2 separate regions of the Homo sapiens genome follow, and region 2 is linked to region 1. Evidence: chromatin contacts called from ENCODE POLR2A ChIA-PET data. All regions are on one chromosome and are shown on one strand. Each heading gives the region's core, a stretch centred on a gene start or an enhancer-like site at or near the end of the contact. The rest is flanking DNA. Distances are from core to core; before and after follow the strand shown. Region 1 holds the start of LINC00856 (long intergenic non-protein coding RNA 856). Region 2 overlaps ZMIZ1 (zinc finger MIZ-type containing 1).

Region 1 (4,135 bases), core at 525-3,024:
CAGGAGAATGGTGTGAACCTGGAGTGTGCAGTGAGCCGAGATCGCGCCACTGCACTCCAGCTTGGACGACAGAGCGAGACTGTCTCAAAAAAAAAAATCATGTGGTGTGAGGTAGGGATAGAATTTAAATTTGCTCCCTAGTAGGTTGGTCAGTTATCCTCAAGCCATAATTCACTGAATAGTCCATATTTTCCCATAATGACATGAAATTCTATCTTAAAAGTATATTAAAGTTTAAATATATTATGTATTGAATCTGCCTCATTGTTCCGTCTGCTAATTTTTTTTTGCTAGTACCACACTGTTTTAATTATTGCAGATTTAGAATGCATTTTAAAATTTGCAGAACAAATATCCCTTTAGTGATGTTCTTTTTTCAGAAATTTATTAGTGAGCAGTAGAAGTTTATTTTTCTAGAGGATCTTTTGAATTATTATTGTAATTTTTATTCTTCTTTTTTTTTTTTTTTTTTTTTTTTTACCTTCCCAGGGGGAAAGGGCCTGAGCTTGTACATTCTTCAGCCAAGTAGCAAACCTCTCTTTCACAGATGGTCAGAATACATAAAATCATATGATATAAAGACACAGATGGTGTGTTCCCACTCACTATGCTGCCCGCCTTTTAATTTTACTCTCACTGCTGTCCTGTGACTTTAGGAAAGGGCGGTTATTGTGTACAGCACAAGTACAAGGCTTAGAAAATATTTTTTTTCCCCCAAAGGCACACAAATAAATATTAGACATAGAACTGAAATGCCTTTTTGTGTTCATAAGACTTCTTAGAAAGAATGACAGTCTAGGAATTAAAGTCTGTGCTTCTAATGGGAAATCCTTGGTCCTGATGTGTTTACATTGAAGCAACTATTTTAACTGAGTCTTATGAAAGACCTTCTTAGGAGTGACAGGTATGAGCTATTGCAACAAAACATAGTGTACAATCTTATGTGAGGGTCTTTAAATAGAGAGCCGGTTATAAAGACTGTGTCCCTGATGTGTGGGGCTGGTCCTCCTCCCCAGCAGACCTCACCTCCCTGCCCTTTCAGCATCCCCTCCTTGGCCCCAGCTGATGGCTGATGCTCCCATTGGTCTCTGTGGTGCTACCTGCCACTGGCCTGCCAAGACCTCAGACCCTCGCTGTCTCCTTGTCCCATTTCCCCTGAGGCTTGTGGCTGGTTCTGTGGTTATGACTGAGTTGGCCCTTCTGACATCCTGATCCAGACACTTCCCAACCTAGGCTGTCTCAGCTCTCCAAAAGCACCCTGAAAATAAAAATGGAAAGGAGTTTGGCTCCTTGGGTGAGGTTGTTCCTGCTCTCCCTAAGACACTGTTCTTTTCTGTAAATTTCACCTATCTGAAAGAAACAGAATGCTTCTTGTTTCTTGGTGGGGAAAAGTAACCATAATGGAATGCCGCCTTCATGCTAGGCATTTTACAGGTCACCCCATTTAATCTTCACAATTCTATAGGAAGGGATGCTTGTCTCTGCTTTAGAGAGGAGGAAACTGAGGCCAGAGGGTTTATGGAACATGTGCAATGTCATGTGGAATGTTAATAGTGAAGCCAGGGCCAAAACCGAGGTCTGCCTGAGTCCAAGTCCAATTCCACAAACATGATGTTAACATACTCCTCGGTGCCAGGCACTGTGTTTTAGGGGCATAGCTGCCTCCCTATTGTCAAGGATTTTGAGCAGATCAGATTTGAGGACCTTTTTTCGATAGGTCTATATTTTTCTTACAGCCACTCCCCATTTTAAGCGCATCGTGAGTAGGCTTTTGGAGTCTGATCTATCGAGCTGGGTATGTTTGGAAAGCTACAGAGCAGTAGCCATAGAAAGACTGCGTGAGACAGAGTCCTAGCCTATCTGTCCGGCCAGTCGAACCTCATGTGTTCGCTGCTTTCATTTTCCCTTGGCTGAGGAAACGATGGTTTGGTTTTGCAAAGGAATGCTGGGGACTTCTGCCAGCTTGCTAACGGCCTTGCCCCATTCAGATGCATCGAACTCACAGAACATCGCTCCCCAGCTGCTGGCTCGCGGTTCTGAGAGTGCCTGAATAGAAAACCACTCATTTCCCTTCGCAAAAGAGGCGCCCAAAGCAGATATTTCAATATATTCCAATTTAGCCGAGGGAAGCCAGAACATGGATGTTGTTGCCAAGGAAACCACCTCCTTCCTCCTGTGTGCTGTGCATACGTGTATCACTTCATCTCTCTGCTCTCCAAGGTAATATCATAGCTCCGTGCTTGGGGAAGGGTTTTTAAAAAGGCATATAAAACCTCTTAGCATCAAGAAGATTCATTAAATGATCTCATTCCAGAGAAGCTTAAATTATTCTTTTTAGATCCTTTTATGCTGAGGATGGGGAAATGGCTGAGTCAGTGCTATCTCTCGCAGCCCAGCTTGGTGTCTTCGTGGAGACAGTTTTTCAGAAATAAACAAATCAGAGTTCGCAAGCTTAGACAGGGCGAGTGTGTGTGTAATAAGAACGAGGCCGTCATGTAGCTGTAATGTCACGGTCTAATCCCTCCTAGAGGATCTGCCAAGACCACCTTGATCTGAGGGCCTCCTGGGTGTGAGGCCACATTGCACAGGGCAGGCTTCAAAGTGGAGACAAGAGAGGGTCGGTGTTGCAAGGCCACCTGTCAAAAGATTCCTTGTTCGGGAACTGCGTGGGGATTTCTGCTGCCCAATCTGTTCTCAGACCCACTCCTGGGCTGTTTTTGTCCTGCCTTGGTGTCTGGTCTTGGGTCCACCTCTCTCTCCTGGACGCTGCCATCACCCCCTTCATTCCCACCTACCCTATTCTGTATGTTAAAGTCAGCACAATCGCCCTCATGCCTTACAACCCAAGAGACAAACTGGAGGGTGCACTTGGTAGTCATCTGAGAGCTCAGTGGGTGGCCCCGACTTTCACACCTTCTTCCTCTCAGCCCCTCCTGGTTTTTAGGGCTCAGATTCCCCCTTGCCCACTGCATATGCAGATTAAATTTGGCTTCTCTCTTTCAATTAGTGGCACTAGCCAAGAATATTGGTTTATATTAGTCATTCCCAGCTGGGGGGCAATTTTGCCCCCCAGGGGACATTTTTGGTTCTTATTTCGAGGAGGGAGTCCTGCTGGCATCTAACGTGCAGAGGCCAAGGACTCTGCTGAAACAACTTACAGTGCACAGTCCAGGCCTCTAAAAACAGAATTATCCAGCCCCAGGTGCCAATAGTGCTGTGGTTGAGAAACCCTGGCTTATACTTATTCTCTTTGCTCGTTGATGTAATAAATATTTATTGAGTACCTACTATACACCAGGCTCTAAGCCAGCAGCTGGGGATGTGAACTGAACAAGACAGACATAGCTTCACTCACTTTCTCACATAGAGCCAATTGGGAGACGTTAAACAAATAATTACAATGATACAAATAAATTATTATTACAGCTTGAATCTAGATCTGACGTGGATATCCTGCCACAGTTCCGAAGTCTACCTAGTGCCCCAGCCGAACCTGCCCTGGCTCCTAGGTGGGGTATGGACATCTGTGACATCCCTCCCCAACACCCCACCAAGCTGGGCTGCAAGACGGGTTATGGTGGCCCCATGACTTCCTTCCTTGGTAAGCCACAGGACTTCCTTGTTAACTGCTTTGCTGTTGGTCATTGCAGAGAAATAGGGAACAATAAAAACAACCTGAGGTGTGGCAAAGGCTCTAGGACTGCATCATCTGCTGAAGCTCCAGTCCCTGCGCTGCATCTCCTGAGTGGCATCTGTGATGGCAAACAAAGGCTCCTTGGGCTTCACGCTCTGCTTTCTTTCTAAGTGGTACTTACCACCCGCTGCATCCCAGCCTTCTTCTGACCAGCTTCCTCTTCTGATAGGCTTATTTCCATGAAGTTTTTCAGAGTTAGAAGCATGAACTTTAGAACCAGATGATCCCGGTTGGAATCCATCTCTGGCACTTGCTATATGACCTTGGATAAGTTACTTAACCTTTCTGTGTCTCAGTTTCTTTTTCTATAAAATGGGCATAATAAAATCTATCTAGCATAGTTATTGTAAGGATTAAGTAAGTTATTATATGCAGAGCTCTTGGTTCACAGTTAGTGCCATTTAAGCCTTTCTGTCATTCTTACTGTTACCATTTTCCTGG
Region 2 (4,238 bases), core at 515-3,014, 880 kb after region 1:
AATGCCTTCAGGCTATGGCCAGGAGTTCTTCCCATGTCCCCCACAGCTCTGCACAGGTTCATGGACCACAGTGGATGCCTAATAAGAATTTGTTGGGTTGAACCGATATTCACCAAGCAAAGTCACCTCCAAGAACAATGCAGCAATGACCAGCCAGGCCTCTGGGCCCATCCACAGCCCATTGAGGACATTTCTGAGACCAGTCCTGAGCTACTCTGTGCAGGAGAACAGCACGTGCCCACTCTGGCCTCTTCGGTGGCGGGGGATTGGGGATAGGTGGGGGTGGCACTGGGGCTCAGCAGCCACACTGGAAGGTTTTTCAGGGGGTTTATCTCCCTCTTCTCTGAGCTGTCGTGCCTGTTTTGTTTGCCTCGGTCCCTTCCCCACCCCCACAGTTCTCTGTTAAATTGTGTTATTATATTTAAACAAATCAATTCCATTGCAGAGTTTTTCCTGTCCTAATGATGAGTTTGCAGCACAAATGCCATTGATTTCTCACAGCCCTGAAAACCAGTTGATGAATAGCACCAGGCTTGTCTTTGGAGAGGCACTTAGAGCAGCTCTGCATGGCCCCCTCTGCTTCTCCCCTGTGCTGTCCCCCTCATTCAGGACCCCACCTCCACCCCACACTCTGCTGCCCCCTGAGTTGGGGCTGAAGTCATGTGATAAAGGGAGACCCTCTGTGCTGGCCAGGGCTGGAATGTCATCGCAAGGGCCCGGCCCCTGTTCTGGTGGAACAATCATAGTGGAGATTTGTATTGATTTTGGCCAAAGGCACAACTTACAGAGCAGAGAAGTGGTGCGGTGTGATCTTTGTCTTCCCTTACAAGTTCAGAGCGCGTTCCTGAGAGTGATGGCAGATAGCAGCTCAGACACCATTTCTAGACCTTGCCAGGGCTGCTGAAAGACCTTTGAGCACTGCTGTTTTAAAGGGAGGCTCCAGAGGTTTGAGAGCTGTCTGCACTGGGGAGTGTAAAACTTCCCTTTGTGAAATCCTTCAGAACCTGCAGTGTTCAAAGTCACGGTTAAACCACTACCCTGGGCTTTGACTTTCAGATCACTGCCACGTGCACGAGCTTCTCTGAGCTTTCTAATGACCCCGGGGCTTGGGTGGGCAGGTAATATTGTTCCCCTTTAGAGGCCGGCAGACTGAGTCAGGGTAGTCACTGGAGAGAGGGAAGGGCTGCTTGTCCACTCCAAGTCCTGAGTGCAGCAGTGGCTCCCATGTCTCCTCCTACAAGGGTAATACATGGCAGGGGAGCTACTCTGATCACCAGCCTTTTCGGCCGGGCTTTCTGTCTGTCTGAGCCCAGGTCCTCGTGCAGGTGTCTCCACTCAGCTGCTGCCTGCAGCATACCACACAAGCCTGTGTATTGGGCTGGAGTGAGGCAGCAGGGAGCAGCGAGGACTGTGGCATTCTGGAGAGTGCCTGCCCCACCTAAATTCCTAAAAGTTTGGACAACCCATGCCCGTAAAAGTATACTACATGGGATGAGACTGGGGGCCAAATTTGCTGCCTCTCCCCTATTCTAATTCAAGCCTTTGTTTTGGAGACTAGAATGTGTGGCCCAGAATTGGAAATGGCTCTTCAAGGTCACAGCACAAAGCAGTGGTGAGCTGGGGTTTGGGTCTGGGAGAAGGCGATGAGGCCCCACAGCCAGTGTTCTCTCCCCTCCCTCAGGCTTGGCGAGGCAGTGGGGTGGGGGCAGGGCCAGGGACTGTGTTCTAGGGAAGATGGGCCCCTCACCCCTGAGTTCAGGGGTAGCTCAGCAGGCCCCACTTCCCTTTTTTCTCCCTTCCTCCTTCCCTCCCATGCAGACAGACCTCCTGTCCCTGTAATCAGGTTAGCCTCCTGCTCCGATGAGCTGGACCAGCTGCCTCTTAATGACCTGTCGACCTGGCCCCCTCGCAGGCTCTGGGGTGGGGGAGGGGAAGCTAAGAAAAGAACGGTCGGTGGAAAGAGGCTGTCCACTCCCTTGATTCAGACCTTTCCACAGCTTCTAGGATCAAGTCCAAACCCTTAGAATAGCATCCAAGACCCTGCTTGCTTCTCCAGCACCCACCCCCTAGTACACTCTTTTCCTGCAGTCACATGATGCTGTTTCCTACCTCCCTGCCTTTTCACATGCAGGTCCTTTGGCTACTTCCCACCTTCTCAGAAAACTCCTGTGCATCCTTCAAAACCCAATTTGTGCCTCTTCCTCAGGACTGCTTCCTCTGGGTTCCTGCCTCTGTACTCTCACAGCATTGGGTGCTCTGCTGGTCTGGAACTTATTCCCACTGTGTTGGCCTCCATTATTCCTGGATCTGGTTTCTCCGGAGTTCCGGGAGGAAAGGAAGAATATTCCCTTCCCTCTGCACCTCAGGGGTACAGCACAGAGAAGTGCTCAGTGAAAGTATAGGGCCAGCAAAGAAGAGAGAAGTAGGGACCAGGGAAGAGAAAGAGACAGACAAGAGTATAAAAACAGCTGCTCCCAGCCCCTCATACTGCCCTAGCCTGCTTCCTGCCAGGGAGGCCATTCCTAGCGACGCATGCCTGGCCTGAAATAGACACATGGGGACCTTGGTAGTGCATTTTCATAGCTCAACACTAAGCACCCCCCTCCCCCTTATTCCTTGGGCACTGAAGCTCCCTCTCCTCCCAGGGCCTTGCCTCTGCAGCCAAGACCCCTCCTCCAGCAGTGCCCAGACCTCACCCCTCTGTTTCTGTTAACTTTGTTTTATAAATAAATCATATAAATAGGCTCCTCTGATTCCTCGGAGCATGCAGTGTTTAAGGACTGGGGCATTGCCGCAGGCATAATTGTACTACCGAATCCATCAGCTGCCTAATTACCATTCATTTTGCATTTATTTCTGCTAATTAAAAAGAGAGAAACTCCTAACAACTTTTACATAAATACTATATTTGTTCTATGTAAAGATGGATGCTAATTTGCTGGTGATTAGCTGATTATCGGATTTTATAGCTGTCACACAGGATGGCCCTCTCTCCCATTTGTACCCCGGACACCACTTGAGGCCCCTGATCAGATATGGGAGGAAGGGGTCAAGGGAGGCCCACCTGGGGGGTTCGAGGGCCTGTCTGAAGCCCGGGGTCACCAGGAGCACCAGATGCCACTGGGGCTCAGGGCGGGGTAGGGGGAAGGTGCTGCAGTCTGATTGGTGGAGCTGGGAGGAACCTGTGGCTCACTCACCGCTTCTGTATAGATGGAGAAACTGAGGCCCAGAGAGGCCTAGCACTTCCCAGCAAAACAGTGACCAGGGACAGAGTCAGACTGCTATTCTAGACTGGACTCCAGTGCCCATCCCACTGTTGTATGCTGTTGTCAGGAGGAATTTGCAGGGAGGTGGCTTTATCTGCTGCTGGAGAACTATGAGGACCAGACTCCAACTCATGCAGAGGAAAGGAGCACTTAGCCCATGGCCCAAACTGAACCCTCTGTGTACCCTTCTGAAAACCTCCACCTCCTTCTACTTCCCTGGGCAGCCCTGGGCTTTGCCCCACGGCACCCTGACTGCACTTAGCTAGGCTTTCTCCCAACCTGGATTGAGACTTCCCCAGGACTGGCCTTGCACCCTGTGGGCTATCCGGACACATGTGAGGGTGTCAAATTTTAACACTATGTATGTATGTTCATGTAACTAAGGAAAAAAATATAATTAATACATCAAACCCATGATTTCACAGATCATAGTGCTTTTGATGAGGCTAAGTAAAAAAAAAAGTAATTGGTTTAAAGTGATATAAATAATTAAATAGTTTTTTTTTTTGAGATGGAGTTTCGCTCTTGTTGCCCAGGCTGGTGCTATCTTGGCTCACTGCAACCTCTGCCTCCCGGGTTCAAGTGATTCTCCTGTCTCAGCCTCCCGAGTAGCTGGGATTACAGGCATGCGCCACCACACCCAGCTAATTTTGTATTTTTAATAGAGAAGTGGTTTCACCAGGTTGGTCAGGCTGGTCTCGAACTCCTGACCTCAGGTGATCTGCCCGCCTCCGCCTCCAAAGTGCTAGGATTACAGGCATGATCCACTGCACCTGGTTGATACATTTTTAAGTACATAAAGAATTAAGATGGAATATGGACACGGCTTACAGTACCTAATAAGGTGGGTTATTTGATAACTTGAGGAGGGTCTGAGAAGACCAGGTCAGGAGGCCAGGCAGTTGAGGTCAGGGTCAGCAGTGACCTGGGGCAAGGTGGGCCAGGTCTGCAGCCACCACTGCCCCATCCCAT

Evidence for each region. ChIA-PET counts read pairs that join two places held with the same protein, here RNA polymerase II (POLR2A).
Region 2: POLR2A ChIA-PET joins it to region 1 with 12 read pairs in activated CD8-positive, alpha-beta memory T cell. The contact joins the enhancer-like site here to the promoter of LINC00856 in region 1. POLR2A ChIA-PET finds 5 or more read pairs at or near these places in 2 of 52 experiments (WTC11 and activated CD8-positive, alpha-beta memory T cell).

Annotation. Positions count from the first base shown.
Region 1 is chr10:78,246,851-78,250,985 of GRCh38, forward strand. It overlaps LINC00856 (long intergenic non-protein coding RNA 856), which reads left to right and starts at 1,775. Exons shown (of 2, transcript NR_038985.1): 1 at 1,775-2,220; 2 at 3,427-4,135. RefSeq lists an enhancer at 3,559-3,628.
Region 2 is chr10:79,131,072-79,135,309 of GRCh38, forward strand. All of the region lies in intron 2 of ZMIZ1 (zinc finger MIZ-type containing 1), which reads left to right. Among named protein-coding and RNA genes, the nearest start is that of ZMIZ1, 64 kb to the left of the region's middle. RefSeq lists a cis regulatory region at 1,535-2,035 and a silencer at 1,701-1,995. Within about 2 kb of position 1,765, at least 2 of the 41 ENCODE cell types and tissues checked have a DNase peak (open chromatin) inside an H3K27ac peak, as active enhancers do.